3 separate regions of the Homo sapiens genome follow, and regions 1 and 2 are each linked to region 3. Evidence: chromatin loops called from intact Hi-C (ENCODE). Cell type or tissue: mammary epithelial cell. All regions are shown on one strand. Each heading gives the region's core, and the rest is flanking DNA. Links, peaks and the distances in the headings are about the cores only. Region 1 overlaps PLXNA2 (plexin A2). Region 2 overlaps PLXNA2 (plexin A2). Region 3 overlaps PLXNA2 (plexin A2).

The links. Peaks named below come from ENCODE experiments on the same cell type or tissue, not always from the same donor. Only the 100,000 strongest peaks of a DNase experiment are listed, where the experiment ranks them.
Region 1: it touches region 3 in a loop (7-fold over the local background); 15 of 110 quality-filtered maps call a loop at or near these places.
Region 2: it touches region 3 in a loop (6-fold over the local background); 3 of 110 quality-filtered maps call a loop at or near these places.

Annotation. Positions count from the first base shown.
Region 1 is chr1:208,180,468-208,188,092 of GRCh38, reverse strand. The region is part of intron 3 of PLXNA2 (plexin A2); the gene reads left to right. Among named protein-coding and RNA genes, the nearest start is that of PLXNA2, 60 kb to the left of the region's middle. RefSeq lists an enhancer at 7,274-7,625. In mammary epithelial cell, for the core only: no CTCF peak of the experiment used is centred there; a DNase peak (open chromatin) is centred at 3,562; H3K27ac peaks cover 1,584 bases.
Region 2 is chr1:208,017,613-208,025,237 of GRCh38, reverse strand. It overlaps PLXNA2 (plexin A2), which reads left to right. Exons shown (of 32, transcript NM_025179.4): 32 at 1-2,996. Among named protein-coding and RNA genes, the nearest start is that of LINC02767, 62 kb to the right of the region's middle. In mammary epithelial cell, for the core only: a CTCF peak has its summit at 3,252; a DNase peak (open chromatin) is centred at 3,177.
Region 3 is chr1:208,128,156-208,135,780 of GRCh38, reverse strand. The region is part of intron 4 of PLXNA2 (plexin A2); the gene reads left to right. It overlaps LOC124904500 (a long non-coding RNA gene), which reads right to left. Exons shown (of 2, transcript XR_007066851.1): 2 at 2,040-7,625. Among named protein-coding and RNA genes, the nearest start is that of PLXNA2, 110 kb to the left of the region's middle. In mammary epithelial cell, for the core only: a CTCF peak has its summit at 3,421; a DNase peak (open chromatin) is centred at 3,370; H3K27ac peaks cover 792 bases.

The DNA.
Region 1 (7,625 bases), core at 2,060-4,559, 52 kb before region 3:
ATAAATATTCAGGTGCGCGTCACTGGTGGTGGTGCAATGTGGAGCTGGGGGAGAGAAGCCCAGAAATCGGGTGGGCTGAGCTCAGTCCCAGCTCTACAGCCACTGACCTTGGGGAAATCACCCCAGTTCTCTTATCCCTAAAATGGAGACATTGATCATTTCAGTTCCTCCTTCACAGGATCGTGGGGCAATTTAGTGAGATGATACGTGTGAAAGCAACAGTAACTGCACACCACTGCACAAATGTAAGGGTTAGTGCTGCCTTCTCTCTGCTACCTGACCCATCTGATCAGCAGCATCAGAAAGAACCTAACACCTGCAGGTTTTATCCCGCAAGTACATGGCCTGGTAATGCTCTGAAGGTGGAGAAAATACTTGCCAGGGACTTTTACAAGATCCTGGTCATTGTGCTAACAGTAAGGGAAACAACAGTCCAGATAGGACAGAGTACCTTGCAGACGTCTTCGCATAGCACTGGCTGGTTTGCTGTCTCTAAAAAATTTTTTATCTTGTGAGAGTTTCAGGTTTGCTTTCATGAGTCAGCTTTAGGGAAGTAAGCTGAAAGCACAGTGCAGAAAAGATTTCAGAGCTCGAGTTGTTCAGGTGGTGTTCTTTGGAGCGCATTTGTTGTTCAGGCTGTTGCTCCTGCTTCCCTCCCTTCCAAATCCAGCCTCCCTACGGTCTCTCTCACACACACAGAACCAAGATCAGCCTCTCTGGGCTATGTAACAAAAACCATCTTTCTCTTGCTGGTCCATGACATAACCCTGCCAGTCTGGGAGCTATTACTTTTTCCAGATGTGGAATAATTGCAGGGCTAATCACCCCTGGAGACTGCTGGGACCCTTCTCTAAGGGTCTCCAGGTCCTTTCATTTAATCCTCATGACAGTCACTAACAATAAAGAAGAAAGTGGTAGATGCTGAGTGAGGAGCTAAGATATTTGTCCAGAGACACAGCAAGCTGCATGTAATTCTGGTTCAAAATTCTTAGGTCTGCAAAAAAACTGAAAAATGTCTCTTGTCCCTCCCCCACCTTCCTACAGGAAGGATTTTGTACAAAATAACATTGCAGGCCGGGCGCGGTGGCTCACGCCTGTAATCCCAGCACTTTGGGAGGCCGAGGCGGGTGGATCATGAGGTCAGGAGATCGAGACCATCCTGGCTAACAAGGTGAAACCCCGTCTCTACTAAAAATACAAAAAAAATTAGCCGGGCGCGGTGGCGGGCGCCTGTAGTCCCAGCTACTCGGGAGGCTGAGGCAGGAGAATGGCGTGAACCCGGGAAGCGGAGCTTGCAGTGAGCCGAGATTGCGCCACTGCAGTCCGCAGTCCCGCCTGGGCGACAGAGCGAGACTCCGTCTCAAAAAAAAAAAAAAAAATAAAATAACATTGCAATTCCCAGGACAGCCCTTCATTCCTTAGCTACTTCTCTACAGATGTGGGGCCACCTACTCTCCCCCTATCCCATTTTCTCCATCACCGCCTCCTGCCTCCAAGCCTACCTTTCTGAAAGATGTTCTTGACACTGTCATTAAACAGCTGCCAGCAACACCTGCTGGCATTCTCTGTTGCAAAGATAACAACCCAACTTTAAAAAGAGAGAATACAAAACAAGAAAGGCTATGGGAGGTGTGGTTGTGGGTTTTGGTTTTATTGTGTTTTTTTCCGTTTGTTTGTTTTTTTGCCAAATTACATTTTGTACATTTCTCTGTTGATTCTCTTATTCCTTTGCATTTTCTATTCTCTATTTATGAACCCCCTCTCCCAACCCCCACTTTAAAAATCAAGAAAAGGAAACCTGTTTCAGGATTAAATATGGTGTCAACATGTGGCTAGGATCTGAATACCTCAAAGAGAAGTCACAGGGGTTGTCTCCACCTACCCAAGCCTTTAATGGTGGAGAAGGAAAGATGGATTTAAAAAAGACGGAGGAGCCAGCCTTTTCCTCCTACCCTCCTGGGCCTCCTTCCAACAAATGATGATGCAGGGTGATGAAGATAGCGCTCTCAGAATCTGTGCCTAGTGATAACTCCCTCAGAAAGTCATGGGGATGCTTTCCCCACCTGTGCGTGTACACTGGTGTTTCTTCTGTTTATGCAAGGAGTCATTGCAGGGAGGGCTACATCTAGTCTGCTGCCCCAGTGGTTGCTAAGTCTTGATAGACACCACCTCTATCTGCCCTGCCCTCCTGCTCACCCACAGAGATGTGGCCCATTCTGAAACCACCAGCACCTCTTCCTTGCCACACCTGTCTCTAAGTGCCATTGGATCCCACTGCACAACTAATTCCCTTTTGCAGCCAGCTGGAGGAACACAAAGCTTATTACTCTCTTAAGACAATAGCTCAAAAGTGATAGTTTCTTTTTTTTTTTCCTTTTTTTTTTTTTTTTTTTTTTGCTTTCAGAGACCAACAAGGAATAAAGGGGCAGCTTCAGCTTCAGGAAATCGAGTTGTGTTTTGTGTTGCCAGGGGGTTGGGGGCTGGCGAGGGCTGAAGAGGTTGGGTTACTGGAAGCAAGATTCAAGGGAGCTTTGCAGAGGTCAACCCCAAGCAGTCTTTGTGGGAACCATCAAACTGATGACTCTGCTGATTTTCTATAGTGTCATGGAAAAGGATTGTAGGGAATTCTTGCCAAGTCTTTAGAAGAAAAGATATATATAGCTAAAGACATGTATATTTATAGAGAGATATATGGATATATTTATGCCAGTCATGCCAATGAGCTCTGCAGCGAGGAGAGGCCTCTAGAGAAGAGCAGGGCACCAGGATCTCCCTGCAGCACTTTCTGGCCCTTGGGAAAAGGAAATAAGAACATCATCGAAGGTACCTGGATCTGTGGCCTTAATCCTGAGAGGCCCCACCTCCTGGACTGAGAGGGCCTCCTTAACAAGGCCAAGCCAGGAGTTTTCCTTTGAACGGTTCAGTCAAATCCCTGCAGCCTAGAAGACACCTTAGAAGGAAATCTTTCTGGGAGTCTTTGATCCCTGAGGAACCTAATGTTCAGAGCAGAGTGTGAGAGGCAGGGATTCCTTATGGGCCAATGCCAGGAGTAGGGAGGGGGCTGATGGGAGGGCTGAGTGCTCCATGCCTAAAAGAAGGGAAGAATGGCCCCAAATTCATTTTTGCTTCCACCTGTGGGCAAAAAGCTTAATTGGACTGTTGGGCTTGGAAGGGCCCAGACCCTGCTTTTAGAGGAACTGGGAGGCTTGCCTATTTAGCTGGGACCATCTGCTGGCCCCCCGCTTAAGCCTGGGGGAACAGCTGAGGCTTACTGAGAAATTGGGCTAAAGATTCTTTCCAGAAATCTCCCTGGAACTGCATGAGGCGTGTGTGTGTGTGTGTGTACTCTTTGTGATTTCTCTGCACCAGCGGATCTCTTAATGTGAGTAAAGCAGCGCAGGCTCAAGGGTGAGCTGGGCGGGAGGCTTTGCTGGGTGTGCCCAATATCTGGCTTTAACATCTCTCATTCCATCTCCATCATGTCAACAGCTTTCAAGATTGACTGAAGCATAACTGCTTGCTTCATCCCCAGCCTGTGTGCCCCTTCCATCCCTGCCTACACCCAACCCTGTAGAGGCCCTGGGGTGTGATGAGTAAGTCAGGGTAATGACACCACACCCACATTATCTAGGGCTGGCCTTGGTATACTTTCCTTGGTTTTTTTTTTTTTAAGCAGGGGGTGGAGAAGGGAGGCAGAATATGATTGCAAAACCTATTTGGCTGTAGCTACCACCTGAATTCCTCTTTTGCTACAGACAGCGTCCCCCTTCCTCCCCAGGCAAGTTAAATTGCTTAGGACTGGCAAAGAGACTCAGAGTCTAAAGAAAACCTTCGGGTTGGCAGAATAAACATTCTTACCCGTCCCTTCCCTCCTCCCTGTCTCAACCCACCCCACATCTATCCTCTGGGCCAGTTAGCCCTCATTCCTAAGGAGCAGGCTATCATGTGAACATCTGGGGAAATCAAGAATGAAAGTTACACTTGAGTAAAAACTTCCTAGAACAGCACTGTCCAAGATAACATTCTGTGATGAGAAAAAACTTTTATATCTGTGCTGTTCAATACAATAGCCACTAGCTACATGTGGCTATTGAGAGATTGACATATATTAGTGTGCCTGAAAAGCTGAATTTCTTATTTTACTTAATTTTAATTAATATAAGGATAAATAGCTACCTGTGGCTAGTGGCTATTACACTGGATGGTACAGTTCTAGAATATGAAGTAGAAATAACTTAGAAGTCTAGGGTACCATGAAAGCCTAAAGGAAAAGTCTCCAACTCTCAGTCCCAGTTGAAAAGGGGGCAGTTTTGTAAGATGCTACAGTGCAATTTCTTTTTCATCTGCCCCAGAATAAACCAAATTCCCAGCTTAAAGCATCAGACGGGCCTCTCTTGGTGATCTGTTTCCCAGGTAAAAGAAACTGAGGGGTAGATAAGCAGGAGTGGGGCCCAGCACCGTCCCCCACCCCCAAAGACCCCCCCCTCTCCCTCTCTGGCACCTGGCTCTGGCTTCTCGTCTACAGCAGGGACCCCAGTGGGGACGCTGCGCAGAATGGTGCTGCAACTGCGGACATCTGGTTTCCCTCCCATCTCTGCCCCTTCATTTCTTTTCTGTCAGCAACAGCTCCTGGCTGTGGATGGTCAGCAGAGTCAACGAGGCCTGCAGACCTCCTTTCCGGCTCCCTCTACTCCCCCATCCCCTGCTGAGGAAGGTTAAGGGAGAAAGAGAAAAAAAGAGACAGGAAGGCAGAGTGAGGGTGAAATGAAATGTTAGTGACATTCAAGAAAGTGAGTTCATGGGGCTCTCACTGCCCTCCCTCCGGATTCAGGATGAACCTTGTCTGGTTTATAAGCCATCAGTGGCTTCTCCCCTGTCTGAGTTGCCAAACTCTTGTGCCCCCACCCTCCATGGCTCACTGCAACACATGTGCCTCCTCCCATATCATGGCAGGTCCATCTGTGACCTTTGTTCTTCTGACCTCTCCCCTAGACGAAGGGGGAGCCCCAGAGGAACTTTCCCTCCCTATCCCAGACTGAATACATTCAACCTGCCTCTCTGTACAGCCTCCCCCAGTCGCTGTGGGTAAACAGGAGGAAGAGAGAGGAAAAGCTTTCTTTCTTGACTAGGAGGTTGGCAGCCCCAGCTTGATTCCACATGGGAAGAAGCTATTCCTTTTTCTGATCTTGGCTCCTTGGCTTTTACTGTCCCCTACCCCTAGCCAGAAGCTGCATTAATTCACCGGGTCACTCAGCAGCCAGAGTCTCCTCTAGGAGAGGCTGAGCTGCCCAACCTAGGAATGGGCTAGAACCCAGCAGTACTGGATGCAAACTCCCCGCACAGCTCTGCCCAGCTGAAAGGCTGCCCTTCAAACCCCTTTTCTTGCTCAGAACTACAGGGGAAAGCAGGAGAGCCCCTGTTTTGCTACAAACAAGCAGAGTGATGGCAAATACGCCTCAGTTTTCCTATCTGCAAAATGAGGAGACGGCCTCATAAGGCCCTTCCGGAGCTCCATTCCATGAATGCAGTGTCCCAACATTGCCACTCGCATGGGCAGAGCAAGACGCTTTCAGTAGCTATGGAACTGCCAAAAAATTCTCTTGCAGTTTTTTGGTGGTTCTGATTTCTTTTTTCTGTCTTTCTTTCTTTTTTTCTTTTCTGAGACAAAGTATCACTCTGTCACCCAGGCTGGAGTGCAGTGGCGCGATCTGGGCTCACTGCAACCTCCACCTCCCTGGTGCAAGCAATTCTCCTGCCTCAGCCTCCTAAGTAGCTGGGATTATAGGCAGGCACCACCATGCCCGGCTAATTTTTGTATGTTTAGTAGAGATGGGGTTTCACCATGGTGGTCAGGCTGGTCTCGAACTCCTGACCTTGTGATCCGCCCGCCTCAGCCTCCCAAAGTGCTGGGTTTACAGGCGTGAGCCACTGCACCCGGCCTTTGATTTCTTAAGGAAGAGAGATGAACCCATTGCTCATCTCCTTCTACTGGTTTGATTCCTTTTGTCTTGAGTTCTAAGCTCTGGAGCTGAGCTGAGCTGAGCTAGACTGAACAGGCCACGGTGAAAGAGACAGGAGAGACACTAAGTCAATTTGCCTTTGTTTGTATAGCAGCTAGAGCAGGGAGGAGTTGAAATGAGATAATAGAAAGAACTTCCTAAATGGGACACGGTCTCAGGGGAGTGTAACATTTTCTTTCCTAGCAAAATTTCAAAATAAGAAAGTTGGAGGAGAACATTTGCCTCCCAAAAGCTATTTTTCTGGACATAATTTAAAATTACAGCTTCTCCTCCTATCGCTCTGTATTCCGCCACTTCCCATCCCTGGACCTCATCCCTACCTTCACAGTGAACTCGGGCCCACAACGGCCTGGTCTACAGATGGCGGAAAGAGGTGGGAGGTTTTGCCAGAGAGCAGGGGTGAGATTCCCCTCCCAGCCCCTCTCTGACTTCTGACCTCTGCACCTTTCTTGCTAGTGATCCCTAAATTACTGGGCTGTCTAACCCTCTCTAGGGAGGAGGGAAGCAAACAGGGCTGACGGGAGGTGGAGCAGAGAAAGTATGAGGTGGAGGTCAGGGGTCTTTTCACAGTGTGTTTTGGCAAAGGAAGCCTGTGGAGCTGCCAGTGGGATCAGACTTTCATCTCCTGAGCTAGCCCCCTCACTGGGAAAGCAAAAGCTGTCACTGGAGCTGTGATTTGGAGCATGTGCTCTGGGGAACTAGGCTGCACCCCTCAGGGTCTGGCCCCCTGAAGGAAAGACCAGAGAACAGACAGGGCCTTCCCTGCACCCTCCTGCCACCACCCTCCTCAGCCTTAGGAGGTGACAGCAGTGCCTGGAAAGGGGCTTGCTCAGAAGGAAAAGGCTCGGTCTGCCTACCTGGGTCGGGAAGTGGTAGATGGGATTGTCCTCAGGGCCCCAGCCAGCATGAAGCCTCTCTGATGCTTCTTATAGCCCTCAGTGTGTTCCTATCACTCCAGAGAACCTCCCACATGCATTTGTCTCCCAGTCCAGCAAATTAAAATCTGAAAGGAAGGAAGAGGTCACAGGCTCAGAGCCTGGACACTAGAGGTTTCTCACTGAGTGAACTTTGGAAGGCTTGGAAGGCTGGAGTTTGGGGTCGCAGAGAAGTCAGCCTCCGCCATCCCCTCTCAAACTTGGGCAGGGGGAGACCCCAGAAGCTTGACATGGCCAGGGCCAATAGCGGTTACTCCCTTTCCCTCCTACCCCCATTTCCCTCATCACAGTCCTTTTTACCCCTCCTGGGATATCTTCCATCCCAGTTCCCCTCGATTGCTTTAGGGTGTGGGGCAATGACAGCGAATACTCATGAGGGGCAACAACTTCAGACAAAATCTCTGAAGACTCACCCGTGTCTCCACACTTCTTCCACCCCTTGCTAGCTGTGTAAAGTTAACCACTGTGACTCTCAGTTTCCTCGTCTGCCAAACGGAGTAAATAATAGTGCCTTTCTAGGATGGATGCCAATGTTGTTTGGATTCAACATAAAGCAGATGCAGAGGGTGTAACGCGGTGCCTGATACATGAAAGTTAAGCATGAGCTCTTGGGTTTTTGTTTCCCAGGTTTCTTCTCTCTTGGTGGCTCTTTAATGAATAGTGACAGTCC
Region 2 (7,625 bases), core at 2,266-4,765, 110 kb after region 3:
TGTCTAACCACACAGCAGACGTTGCCCGGTCTCCCCAGCTCTAGTTTCTTGCCTGAATGCGGCTGACAAATGGGAAGAGAAAAGCATTCAGCAAAATACTCAGGAAACTTGCTGTTTTCATTATAATTCACAACCAGCCATGCCAAGGCCACTTTCTTTTGAAAATCCACTTCTTTAAAGTTTCTCAGGCCCTATTAGTAGCCTGAAGGAAATACTAATGACTGGCCTTCCGCACTAAGCCAAAGTGTTTGCTCTTCATAGCACTCAAAGCTTATCAGCGCAGAGCCCATAATTTATGGAGATAAAAGGAAAGGAGATATAGGTAAGAAGAGTGTGACCAGGAGACCTTATGCTACCTGTAAAAAAGTTCAGCCCACCCCATCTAACTTCTGAGCTCTGTTTGGGTGAAGATTTTCTGGCCGCATGGCTGCTCAGACTGGCATCCAGGCTTTGCTCCACCAAGAAGTTAAAGGCAGTCGGACATCTCAGTAGCATCTCTACCAGCCCTTAACTCAATGCATCTACCTGGCATCTCCCAGCAGTTACTTTTGGAGACGATTCACTGCCCCTGGGGCGTTTCCTTGAAGGTTTGTGGAGAGCGTGGAGAATGATGGGGCAATGGCCAATTGGAGGGTGGAGAGTGAAGAGCCGGAGCTGGCTGTGAGTGGTTTGGCCACATTTCTCAGGATTCCATGAGAGACTTGGGGAACTTGGGCTGACAAAGGAAGTAGCCTGGGGCATCCTTAAGGAAGGAATTAAGAAAAGGGAAAAAGCTGGACTCAAGCCACGCCATGAGGGTGAAAGGTTATAAGGCCCTGCCCCCTTTCCAGCTGCCCACCTGTTCCTCCTCCACACCTCTTCGCTTTGGGCCACCAAGAACCAATGAAGTCCACACCCTTTGGATGAGAAAAAGAGGGAGTTGGTTGGCCTCTCTTCTCCCTGTTATCCAATTTGAGGATATTTTGACCTTGGGTAAGGATGAAGTGTTAAAGCCACAGCTCCTCTCCACAAGAAGCCATTCATCTTGGGGGAGGCAGAGAGGGAAGTCTCTCTCCAAAGTCTATCCAGCTTCGCTTCGTTTCATTGATCTGCACAAGAGACAATGCTCTGGAAAAGGAAGAGGACCCCAGAAGGGTGCTTGGCAAGACAGAGGATGCTAATGGGCAATGGAGAGCACTCCCTCCAGCTGGCCCCTGCTGCTGCCTCCCGTCCTCTGCATGGGGTCAGGTGCTTCTGTGCTTGCTGTCCTACCTCTCTCCACAGCAGGGCTCTCAAAACCATTTTGATCCCCCATTGGCAGAGGGTTCCCCTCTTTACAGAGTTCAGTCATTAAAAGCATGGATCAGCTGTTAATCTCATTGGAGGAGGGAACTGTTTCCTGCATTCATTCATCTGGGAACCTTCTTGAGTAGCCACTGTCTGCCAGCCACTGCTCTAGAGATGGGAAAACAGCACGGAACAAAACCAAGGTCTTTCTTCCAGCGAATTTATATCCTTCAGGAAGCTGGTTCCTGCCACCAACTTAGCAGGCAACAGTTCTCCTCCCCTAGTGGCACAGGGTACCAGTTTTGTAGGAAAAGTGGTCCAGCAAAGGAAGAAAGCAGACCAACCCAGCTGCCTTACCTTATTCTGGGGCCATTCCCCCAGCGATGAGAGCTGCTCTTGTTTCTACTGCCACCATCTCTTCTGGCTGCACTTCACCTGCTGCTTGAGCTTCTGACCTTCCTTCAGTTCCACCAAATGAGGACAGGAAATAGCAGTCAAGACCCCTGGCCCTGCTGAGCGTGAAACAGAAGCAATGGATGAGTGCTGGACGAAGAATGGCCTGGGCAGAACAAATAGGGAGCATTTGAAAGCTTCTGGCTGATAAATCTCCAGGTGCATCCCGGTTGCCACGCCTGCCCCCATTAACCTGCTCCTGGTAAATACTGATCCAGCAGCTGCTCCAGGAGAGGCCGTCTTTTTTTCCCAGCCACGCTGTGTCTTGCATGAGACTCCTGGGGCCTGGGCACAGAGAGAAAAGAATTGAGACTCAGGAGGCTCAGTGGGTGAGAAAATGCAAAGTGGCTTCACAGACACAGGGCTGTGGGAGCAGATCGACGGGGAACTTGGGAGATGAACTTCAGGGCCTTCCGACGCCTTGTCTCAGGAACATGCTTTGAGAAAAATGGTAGCATCCTTTCCATAACTCAGTCTCTCTTCCCTAGTTTCCCTGAAGTGTGACGTTTTAGTATCTGGAGCTCAGTGATCCCCATGAATGAGGGATAAAGTTTCACTCTTGGTATTTTCTAACTAGTGCTAGGGAAAGTCCTGAGACACGATCACAGCCACTGCTTGGCATACAGGGCCTCCACCCAATAAGCAAACTGGAGATTCCTCAGCCTCTCGTGGACACCCACATCTCATTCTTCTCACAGCAGAGAAGCTCTCCCTTCAGCCTGAGCTGTCTTCTTTCTGCTGCAGTGCAGCCTGCTCCCTCCTACCCTGGCCTCAAGGAAGGTAGGAAACATCTTCTGCATTTCAAAGTCCTCACTTTGACTTATTTGGCCTTCATCTTGGCATGGAAGGTGGCAGGCAGAATGGAAATACTCCCCCCAAACAGAACAGATATTCTTGCGTGTGTAAGGGCAGAAGGGACAAGCTCTCTATCCCATGAGACTAGGGGCCGGAGCCCACCTGCCTTTCCCCACAACTTTTCCTGCTCAAACCCACTCCTCTTGACACACTGGAATCTGTATTATATATATTTTTAAGAAAATACAATGATGGTTGTCTGGTTTTGTTGTTTTTACAGGTGTTGTGGAATAAAAACTGTAAGAAAATTAAGTATTTAAAATGTTCCAATAAAGTGGGGTTTTTTGTTATTCTAATATATTATTGTGTACCTATTGTAAATATGAAACACTCCTATTTTGCAAGCTGAGGACACAATTTGTACTGTTGTTATATATAAATAAAGTTTACTGAATTAAAAAAACCTTAAATCTTTAAATAAACCCGATTGTTCAGCAGCATATATGCAGAATAACATTTTAAGGGCATATTTAAGAATGGTACTCATGGAAATATGAGCTAAGTTGTTTTGAGGGAGTTTTAGAATTCTCTCTGGAGCCAGAGCTTATTAATGTACCAGTCATCATCATCAACATAACACACACACACACACACACACACACACACACACACACACACACACACACACACACACACGAGATACCGTGGCTTATACCAGCAGGTGAACACTGCCCCCTAGCCCCAAGACCTCAGAATACAGCTTTCCTCCAACTGGAGGCAGCTAGTGTACTCCATGAGTTAGGACCCCTTCCCAGGAGAGAAGGGAGGTCTCAGAAGAATGAGATCCTCCTCTGCCTCCATGCTTAATACATGTTCTTCATGTGTTTGTACATTCATGTATACAAAGTGCATTCTTGTGCTTGTACAAAACGTATTAAGCACGGCCTGGCACTGTGGTAAGTGCTGGGGGATAACATAATAAGTGAGAAAGACATGATCCTTGTCCTCATCAACCTTTTAGTGTAGTGAAAAGCATAGGCTTGCTTAAAAAGGAATGTTTCACCATGCCTTGAGAAGGGGTTTTATGGTTGCTTTTTTTTGGTCATTTTCAGTTAAAGGATTAAAGGTAAATAAAGGGAAAGATGCCAGATAGTGTGTGCTTTTAGATCCAGTGCAGGTAAGACAAGAAGGCGGGCCCTGCCTAGGGGAGAACAGTAGCTGGGCAGACAAAGTCCAGAGGCAGCAGAAACATCACAATTCCACAGTAAGCCTGAGAGGTAGGGAATTGATCTTAGGACTCCTAATCCTTAGGGGTCCCTTAACCCTAGGAGGTCATGCCTCCTCCCCTCCTCTGTACTTTCATCTATTTTACGTTCTGGTGTTCCAACATGTGTGGGTGACACTTCTTCTCTCTGGTAAGAGAAATAGATGAGAATAACTCAAGTATCCATCTGACATCTCAACTGAGCATGCAAGCAAACTGCTGCTCACTATTTCCATGATAATGGGACCAGGAGAGTTCTGGGTCTTCAACCTTATACCAGGCACTAAGAGTAGAGCCTCCTGAAGGATGAGGTGCAGGCCCTGCCTTCAGAGTGCCTCCAGTCTAACATGGACAGCCAACACACAAGGGAGAATGGGGCCTGGGACTTGTAAAACAAAACATGTAAACAAGTGCATGTTGGTAAACATAGTGTGTGCTTACAGCTTCAAAGAGATCATAATTGGGAAGATTGTTAGTCCCGACTTAGCAGCCTCTGAGTTCACAGTGTTTGTGGGTCCCCCATCCACACCGCACACATGTACACACACACACCCTTCCCAGATGGAATGGAGAGATGCAAAAGCTGGTCCTGAGGGTGAGAAAAATGCAAACATAACACCATGAGGAGTCAGGAGGAGAGGAGAAGAGTGCAGTGCTGAGGTCTGCATGTAATTAGTGTGTCATTTTCAACAACACAGTGGGCCTCAGGCCTGGGGAGTGCACCCTTGGGCCTGGGGAGTGCACCAGAGCTTTTTACTAACTTTAAACCATCCTCCTCTTCTCTCTGAAATGCAAACCTAGAACCCTGGAGGCACTCGAGTGTCTAGCAGTGAAAAATGTGTCTTTTCTCAGTAAAAGCAACAATATGGCCCTGGTGAGCTCCAATGTGGGACAGAGCAGTTAGATGAGTCTTGCCTCTGTCACTGCCTGACTGGGCTCCTGGCTTCACAAGAGGCTGGGATACAGGGAAATTTGGACAGAGGAGGACGTTTCTCAGTACAGGATCCTTACTTCCCTGAGTTTTCTCCAATCTTCTTGCTGCTCCCCTCACCCCACCGCCATCTGTCCCCTCAACAACTTGGACTTAGGGTATCCCTATTATTAAATACCTGCTGCAGAAACTACCATCCTCTGGCAAGGAAGCAAAGGAAGAGGATGGAAGCTACCAGGTGGTCTGTCTTGTTCACTGTCGTATTCCCAGAACAGAGCACAGACCCTGGCCCACAGCAGATGCCCCTTGAGTATGTTCTGAATAAACAGATGATGGAATGAATGGAACTTGGGAACCACCTACCAAATGCCAGGCTCTGGAACATCCTCCCTTGTAGGCTTCTCATGCTCACATGATAAGAGTTTTCCATTTTTTAGTCTGAGATTCAGAGAGGTTAAGGGACTTACTTAAGACTGCACAGTTACAAAGTGGTAGAGCCACAGAGGTCTGATTCCAGACTTCACATTGCACAGGCTTTTTCCACTGCACTTTCCACACTACCTTTCATTAGCTCTAGAACCATTGAATACTTGGAAGTCCACCCCAGAAATGGATCCTTCCTCTTGTAACAAGAAGATCCTATGGAGACACTCTTCCTCATTCACCAATAGTCATGTTTGTTCAATGCAATTGATATCTCTTCCTCACTTGCTATGAGCATGACACTAGACTAGGTACTATTAGGAACACAAAGGGAGGGAAAAGCTAAGTCCTGAAGTTGCAGCTTTCCCTGGGTTTACACTCTAATGCCAATACCAAATCATTATTCTATAAGAAAAAGATTCATCCCTTTTATTAGGGGTATTTCTATCTCATTTTTACCACAAATGCAAAATAATTTTGCCAAACTGTGTCAGTAGAATTCTCAGAGACCTATTTTCCTCAATTTGAGGGTAAAACCTGCATGATAAGACACTCAAGAGAATTTAGGGAGATGGGTGCTGCTGATTGTCTGCGCTTGATCATATCAACACCACGAGCTGCCAAACATCTCAGCTCAGCAAGTGAGCTGAAAGACAGAGGAGGCTTCCACCTGTCAGCAGCCAAATGAGCAGCCCACCAAAGCACATGCACAGAAATTTCTACTGCATGTAATTGCATTCATCTTATTCCTGGCTTTGCTTTATGTCTCTGTCTCATTTATCTTGATTCCTCACCCCTACTCCTTTCTAATTGCTAGGTTTCATGTATCCCCTGCTAAGAGCATAAGCTTTGGATTCCGATTGCCTCGGGTTGAATTCCATCCTCAAGCTGTATGGTCTGGGGCAAGTTATATAACCTCTCTGTGCATCAATTTTCAAATCAATAAAATGAGGATAATAATATGCATCCAATAAGGTTTTTATATGGGTTAAATAAGGTAATGTATGTAATGGACTAAGTATTACAATAGGTAAATGAGCAGGAGAGAGAATGAACCATACATCCTTCTTTTTTTTTTTTTTTTTTTTGAGATGGAGTCTTGCTGTGTCACCCAGGCTGGAGTGCTGTGGCGTGATCTCGGCTCACTGCAAGCTCCACCTCCTGGGTTCACGCCATTCTCCTGCCTCAGCCTCCTGAGTAGCTGGGACTACAGGCACCCGCCAGCACGCCCGGCTAATTTTTTGTATTTTTTTGTATTTTTAGTAGAGACGGGGTTTCACCATGTTAGCCAGGATGGTCCCGATCTCCTGACCTCATGATCCGCCCGCCTCGGTCTCCCAAAGTGCTGGGATTACAGGCTTCAGCCACTGCACCCAGCCACCATACATCCTTCTTTTACAGGCAGCCCAGGAGGACCTACAGGCAGGAATTGATGAGCATCTCCATCTGACTGTGGGAAGAAGTTGAATTAATAGAAGTTTTGGAGATGAAAGTTGGTGCCTGAGAGTTAAGTCCTTAGGAGACTAGTCATGGATGCTAACATAGGAAAATAGAAGATGAATCAAGGTTTCACCCAATGGCAGAACCAGCTATGAACCTGCCAGTGAACATGCTATAGGTAAATGGGAAGTGGCAGACAGAAGTGGATCAAGCCTAATTTCCATGTGCTAAGGCCACAGACAGGGCTCAGTTGGCTACAAGAGTCTGTTGATGGCCTCCTGAAAGCATGCCCAGATCAAGGGTCTGAAAAGGATTTGGGGCCTACTAGGAAAGGTAGTTCTTCACCCTGAGAGCCAGAGGGCAGGGCCAGCCCACAGGCAGAGGATAACAGCAACAGAGGGGAGCAAAGAGGCTGGAGGCAGAGGGCACAGAAGGACCCCAGAAGGACTATTCCCAGCAAGAAGTCAAGGAAGTGGAGTAGGAAACGGGCTGGAGCACTCACCAGACCTGAGAGGGGGATTCACCTATCTCCCCTCAGGAGGAGTCTGGGCACCTCCACACTGAGCTGGTTTTAGGTAAGTGTATTAGTCAGGGTTTTCCAGAGAAACAAAACCAGTAAACCAATAGGGTGTGTGTGTGTGTGTGTGTGTGTGTGTGTGTGTGTGTGTGTGTGTGTGTGTAAGGGGGTGGAGATTTTAAAGAATTGGCTCATGCAATCATGGGAGCTAGCAAGTCTGAAATCTGCAGGTCAGGCTGGCTAAAAATTCCTGCAAAAGTTGATGATGCAGCCTTGAGTACAAAAGCAGTCTAGAGGGAGAATTTCTTCTTCGGGAAACTTCAGTCTTTTTCCCTTAAGGTCTTCAACTGTTGATGAGGCCCACTCACATTTTAGAGGGTGAACTGCTTTACTCAAAGTCTACAGATTGTAAATATTAATCACATCTAAAAAATACCTTCGTAGAAACATCTAGACTGGTATTTGATCAAAAAACTGGGCACTGTAGTCTAGCCAAGTTGATACATAAAATTAACCATCACAGGGAGGAAAAGACC
Region 3 (7,625 bases), core at 1,978-4,477:
TCACAGAGCATCAGAGCTGGTAAGGACTGTAGAGAGCACCCATTCTGACCCCAGATAAGAAAGACGAGGCCCAGAGAGCACCCTGTTTAGCTGCCCCATCAGCATTGTGCAACACCCAACGCCCAGCTGGAGTCATCAAAGCTGGACTGATTTCTTCAAACATGTGGGGAAGTACTGACAACTTTAAAGCTTGCTGTTGATTTGCTGAAGGTTGTGTAAGTCCTACCTGAGGTCTATCAAATGCCTGTGGGCCCTGAAAATGCTTTCAGGAAGGGTTTGCAGGAATCCATCAGTAGCAGGATCACACTGCCTGGAAATTTTCCCATGGAGGGTATGCTGCTTATAAATAGCTCTCCAGGCAGTCTTCCTGTGGCAATATTGTCTCATCTTGCACAGGAGCAGGCCTCTCAGTGACTTACCTTCAGTATGTGGGGGAGTGGGACCTCATCCCCATGGATTACAGGAAACTGGCTTTTTAACCACATCTGTTTAACGTAATTTAAAAGAGTTGGGGCAAGGAGACTGTCAGCTTGGAGTTTCAGAAACAAAAATTATTTGGAAAGATTGTAAAGCCACCCTTTCCTGAAGGTCTTAAATGCAGGAGAGACCCCCCACCACCCCCTAAGAAATTCTCTGCATTGTTTGAAGACCCTACGCAGTATCTGGGGAGAGATGGAAGGACAGGCCAGACCCTTAGCATACCATCCACCAATGTCCAGCAGCTGCACCAGAAAACTAATTGTGGTTTCCTCCATTTGGAGGAGGCCCTGTCAACTACTAACCCGGATCTAGAACCAAAAATAAGAATCCTTTTCAGAGGTGCTATTGTGATACATGGGGCAGTAAGTCTTCTACCTGTAGCCAAAGCTACTGAACTGTTAAGTCCCTAAGGCACCTAAAGACCTTGGGGAAGGGAAAGAAAAAACGTGGGGAGTCACACTTCCAGATGTCCCCTGCTCATTTATTTTGACATCTCAGACTATTATTTTGATTGTGCACATTTGTTTAGTCCAGGCGATAAGGCTTCCCAGGGTGCAGGCAGAGCATGCCAAGGTGTATTTTTACAAGGCGGGCAAGGACTCAGTAACAGGAGACCTCCCTTCTGCCTGGGCTGGGAGGCCTTGGCTGAGCCTCTGGGGAGGAGGGAATGTGAGGGGGCAGGGAGGAGAGTTGAGCCTGAGGGACTTTGGGGAGAATTACAGAGTTTGCGGATTAGGAAAGTGAGGATAAGCGAATTGCTGCTGCACTTTTGTTTTAAAATGTGTCACTTTCAATCCAAGGCTTTGATGCACATGTGTTTCTGGTTAAGGATGCAGGACCCCAGTGTGGCCCAGGAGCTGAGCACTCACATCAGTGCCTTTCCCAAAGAAAGGGCGGAGTCCTGCCTCCCACCTCCCGGGGCTGTGGGTGCAGGCAACAATGACCACCTCAAACCCGGGTTTTGATTTTTTCCTCTTTCTTTCCCCCATTTCAAATGTCAAGGAACAAAGAGGCTGATAGGGAGCTGATTCTCTGGCTATTAATATTCTCATCGGAGTATTTTTTTTAAATAAATATTTTCACATGAGGGAAAGGCAATGCAAACCCACCCTATTAATCAGACACTTGGCTTGCTGTATTTAAGAGAGAAAACTCCAGCCTCTTATTTTGAAATCCTTTGGTTTGGAAAGAAATGATTGAATACAATGCCCAGGCTGGGAGAAGTGGTGCCAAAAACCTCATTTCTCTAAATGGGCAAGGGGGTTGGAGACTCTCTAATCCTTGATGAGGGATTTGATTTTTCTTTCTAGATAGGTATTGCTGAAGGATGACACTGACTGCCCAGAATCATGTTCCTATGACCAGGAGATGGGAAGTTACAGTGTCTCACCAGAAGGAAACTTACCCTCCTTCATTCTTTTAAATATGGGGAAACTGATGCCTCCAGAGAGGAAAGTCATTTGCCTAGGCCATCATCTGAATTACCAGAAGAATCAGGGTAAATCCTGAGTAACCTGGTCTAGCCCAGCATCCTTTCCCAACTTGACAACAGTTTCACTCAGCACAGACAAGAGTGAACACTGTGTTTAAAAACTTTTAATTAGCAACATTAAAACAACCTAGGCCCAAGAGAGTTCCTGAAGATGTTCCGAAGGGTCAAATTAAAATAGGGAAAGATTTGCATATTGTTTGCATATGCAGACTCATTCATTCAATAGACCATTAAGTGTTGACCATGTATAATGCATAGAGCTGTCCACTGACAAGTCATTTGCATATGTAGATATAGATAGGGCTGTCTTTCTAAGTAATATTCCAGCAAAAGTCTCCTTCTAAATAGGGCTGCCAGGAAGATAAGTACCTTCTTGATTTCTTTTTGCTGTTTTCAATGCAACAATAGCACTATTACGTATGCTTTTGTATAGCAAAAAATAAAATAGAATCCCTGCCCTCAAGGTGGTCAAATTCTGGAGAAGCGCAATGATGTATAGATAAATCACAAGATAAGGTTATTTATTTGTACATCAGAGCAATGCTGTAGAAGAGATGTACTATGTATTCAATGATTAAAGTAACTCATAAACGCATACCACCAGGAAGGGACCTGTCCTGGTTCCCTCCCTAATTGGGGTCACTCGGGGGACTCACCCTCTCCCTAACACAAGAATCCAGAGCTGGTTTATCCAGAGATTCTCTAGTGAAGAGCAGCCCTTTATTTTACAGAAGAGGAGATGAGAGGTCTGAGGGGGCAGTGACTCCGGAGAAGAAAGGGTATACCAAGCCGAATGTGGAGAAGCAGACAATGATTGACTATCAGTAGTTTCCTGACAGCCATGGGGAGCAGCCAGCCTGGGTTCAAGCCCTGGCTCTACTGCTTACTGCCATGTGACCTTGGGCAAGTTGCTTCACCTTTCTGTGCTTCAGTTACCTCACCTGTAAAATGGGCATAATTATGGCATCTGTTTGAAGATTAAATTAATTAATGCATAAAAAGCACTCTGAAAAGTACCAGGAACCTACTACCCGCTTAGTAAATGGTAGTAGTAGTAATTATATTTTTACAGTTGTGCCCCCATACATCATCATCAGGCCAAGCCCTGCAGGTCATGCTTTGCAAACAGCCACACCTAAAAAAAGCTTAACCACCCTGCCTTGCCTCTCAGCCCTACCTTATTTAAGCTGTGTTGAAATCTAACTAATATTTTTGCCGTGTTTTTCTTATTTTAGTTTACAAACATGGCCTCAGCTAATACACCAGTCCTATGAGATAAGTATTATTGTCCTTGCCTTTTTTTAACAGATAACAAAACTGAAATTCAAACTGACTAAGTAATTTGCCCAGGGCCACCAAGCTGTCCAACAGCAGGGCTGGGACTCCACCCCACACCTCTGAAGCCAAATCCACACCTCTTCAGCTTCCTGAGACAGCGCCCCCTGGCTGCCCTGTGGCTGCAGAAGGCTCCTCCCCTCCTGCTCTCCCCACACCCGGCTCCCAGTTAGGAAAAGGGTTCAGAGGCGGCTTTCTGGGCTCCAGGAGGCCAGCACAGACTCAGTAACTCCTCATTTGACACCTTCAAGGAGATTGGAGTAGTGCACTGTTTAGTTTAAAAAACCAATAAAGGAAAGCAAGCACTGCCCCGGGCCCTACATGGACAGTCAGGGGAAATGCCTCTGCAGGTGGTCAGAATGCAGGGAGAAAAAGCACCTCGCCCCAGGAAGTTACCGCGGAGTTTCTCCTGCGCAGCCAGCCAAGCGCCTCACGAGCATGATCTCCCCTCTTCACAAGAACCTGGGAAGACAGGTATTATCTCCCCCGTTTGACAAATGAGGAAGGCCAGGTGCAGCAATGTTGAGGGATCTGAGCTAGGTGTGTCTATGACTTTTAGGAGGCATAGCCGGGAGTGAGGAGCCTGTCTGTGTGGCTGCAAAGCTCCTGGACTGCTCGCCCTCCCCTAGCACCAGGAGAGCCCATGCAGAGACCCCAGCGGGAGACATCATGACTCCTCTGCATATTTTCTTACCCCCATCCAAAGCTCGTCGGTCTGGCAAAGGAAAAACCTTTTCAAGGAGGGCAGCTGCAGAACACATGTGAGGCATTGAAGCCCCGATTCAGCTTCTCTGGTGCTGTTTCAAGTGTGAACCATGCAAACCCATATCAGCTCAATCCCTGGCCCTAAGTAAGAGGTTCTCAGACTCAAGAAAGCCTCCTGTGTTCCCCATCTTAAGTCTTATCCAGCCAGACACAGGGGGCCCCGGAATGACACCCCAGAGCTCTGCAGCCTGCTTTTCAGCTCCTTCCAGGAGCGCTCCCTTGTGTTCCCTGCGTTGAGTTTCAGTAATTGAATGTGTTTTATTTAGACCATAACATTTAGTGCCACTTTGGATTTCCAATTAGGCTTCAATCAGATGCCGAGAGTCTGATTCGTTTTGTTGTTTTGATCAACACGAAAGATGGCAACATCAGAGGAGCCGTCATGAAAAGTTACTGCCATCCACTGATGACTAGGACGGTTTCTGTAGTGTGAAGATGCAGGTTCAGAGGTGTCGAGAGCGGCACCATGCATCAGGAAGAGGGGCAGAGGCAAAGGGGAAGTCAGTGAACCCCTGGAGACAAGCGCAATTGGAAGTCCTGGGGTGCGTGGCCGGGACTTGGCAAGGTCCCTCTGTATGTGGGCCAGGGCTCTGGGTGCCCCTGAGGGAGGGGAAAGGTGTTGGTCTCCACCCCAGCAGATTTCTCATACAAATGGTTCAGGCTTGAACAGCTCCTCTCAGGCCTTTTATCCAGGGACATCTTTGTGAACACAGGGTTCCCATGAAGTGGGAAGCTGACCACCACTTTTTGATTTCTTTAGTGAAGGCCTCTGAACTCCTCAGCCAGAAGTGACCAGCTGTACTCATTTACAGAAATATGTGGGGGGCTTTTTCTCACCACCTGTGAGTTCTGGCCAGCCACTGGCACATGCTGTCTGTCAGATAAGGTTTCTCAATGGGGTTGATCCTAGGGACAAAATTTGGAATCCAACTTTGAACTGCCAGGGAGTTTGTTGCGGGAGGGAGGTGGCAGGATGGCAGAGGGGTGATGGGAGAGTGGCCGGGGAGGAGTAGGTAAGAGTCTGCCTGTGCCAATCATCAAGAGTCACTCACCACACATCTGAGTCAAGGTCAACTGGAGCCTCATTTTCCCCATTGATAAAATGTGTTTGAATGCCCCTTGCGGCAATGACATTGGGTGCATTCCTTCTAGCCATGAATGTGTATGGAATGGAGGCTGTGTGCACAGCGCTCGGAGGCTGACCTGGGTTCGAGTATGCATGTGCTTGTGAGAACAGAAGTTGGTGGGGTTGGTGAGTGAGATGAGAGCAAACGTTCCTGTGTGTTCTGGGGGTGTTAGTGTCTACACTATGTTAGTGTTAGTGTCTTCACTATGTTAGTGTTAGGCTCTTTCATATGCCATTGCATGTACCCACTGGGGGAAATGTGTGTTCAAGCCCTTCTCCTCCCAGCTTTACACTGTTTTTAGAGCCCAGCTTGGCTGCATTTCCAGCTGGCCCTTTGATCTTTCTGTAGCAGGCCAGCTCAGGGACTCAGCTTTTCAGCCGCAATCTCCACTTCATAGAGTGCATGCCTTGTGGTTAAGTTCCCTGAGCCTTTGCCACTGTGCCTCAAGTTACCTCCCTCACCTCACCTTGTTCCCCCCAGTTATGACTGGTCCCCACCTTGCAAACAGGTTGGGGTTTGAAACTCCCACCAGGTGATGAGAAGGCTGACTGTGTCATCAGCTGTTGGTGACTTAGCAAACAGTCTGGGTTCAGCCTCTGTCCCTCAACTAATATTTAATTATAAGAAAGAGGTGGGCAGAGATGCAAGCCAGGTAGAAGGAAGACAGGAGAGGGAAGAATGAACTGAGATGAAAAAAATGTTCTAGCCACTTAGCCATTAAATAGCTCATCAAACAGCCTTTGAGGACCAACTGTGCTCACAGCAAAGAGCTTATCCTTGCACTATCACACATACATATGGAAAATAGACAAGTAAGTAGTGAGTTACAATACAGTATGCAGAGTGCTGGGATTACAGGAGAGGGCACCACCCAATATAGCCTGTGAGTCAAGGAAGGCTTCCTGGAGGAGGTGATGCTCTAGGTGAATCGTGAGAGGGGAGGGGCTCACCCAGTGGAATAAAAAAGCAAAGAAATATTGTTCAAGTTAAGGAAAGCTTGGGAGTGTGAGAGAGTTTGGTATATTCAAGGACTATTTCCCAAAACTTGATACTGGCAGAGCTGAAGGCAAGGATTAGGAGGCATCCATCCTCACAGAATTTCTGCAGCATGCAGGTGAGCAGCCTTCAGGGGGGCTCAATCCACCCACCTTTCCTAAGAGGGATTCCCCCAGCCCCAGCTGCTACAACATAGAACTTGGTAGGAAGCCATCATGCACCCAGCCCCTGGTGCTCTCTGTGGCAAGCTCACCAGCAGGTCCTCTGGACATACCCTGTATCTAAGTAACATCATCAGGAAAAAAGATGCTAGCTCTGGCAGAGCTCCAGTGCTGAAGCCCGTTGTAACCTTGCCAATCCCCTCCCCTCAGGACAGCCATTTCTCTGACTGTACAGCAAGGAAGATCTCTGCCCATCCCAGGTTCATGGAAAGAGGATAAAGGAAATGAGATAGTGCACCCATTTCAGGCATTCATTGTATCATTTCTGCAGCATTTATTACAGGCAGAGACCTTGCCTGTCTGGGCTGCTTCTGTCTCCCCAAGAGATACCACAGCATTTGGTACTTAGTAGGTACTCAAGAAACACTAGGGCTGGGCGCAGTGGCTCACGCCTGTAATCCCAGCACTTTGCGAGGCTGAGGCGGGTGGATCACGAGGTCAGGAGACCATCCTGGCTAACACGGTGAAACCCCGTCTCTACTAAAAATACAAAAAATTAGCCAGGCATGGTGGCGGTCACCTGTAGTCCCAGCTACTCGGGAGGCTGAGGCAGGAGAATGGTGTGAACCCTGGAGATGGAGCTTGCAGGGAGCCGAGATCGCTCCACTGCACTCCAGCCTGGGGGACAGAGAGAGACTCCATCCCAAAAAAAAAAAAAAAAAAAAAAAAGAAAGAAACAGGAAACACTTGTTGGAGCTTAGGAAGAAAGAGAGGAGGGGGAAAAAGGAAACAAAGGAAAATATCTATGAAAAGGAGGCATTCTAGTTTACTGTAAGGCCTCATCTTGGGAGGCAATTAGAATTGTATTCAAATCTTGGCTCTATCACTCTTTGATATGGCCTAGCGTATCCTCTCTAAGCCTTGGTCTTGTCTTCTGTAAAGTGGGGATAACAATAATACCTACCTGATAGGACTGCTGAGAAGGTGAAATCCCTATACAATGCCTGGGACAGTGTGAGAGCCAAACCCTCAGCCATGGCTCTAGCTAAGCCCTGTGTTTTCTCCCTGCCTCCAAGGTAATCTCCCTCTTTCACTACCATGGAGTCCCCCACAACTAACACGTTGCCCATTTTTCATCCTTAAGTCATCTGCCAGTTGCATCTATTTCTAGCCTCTGTCTTATGAGACAAGAATAAGGAAGGAAAACAGATAACTGTGGAGGCTCATTTGCCAGTTGTCAGCTCCTGCCGTCAGCTGGGCTCTCTTGTC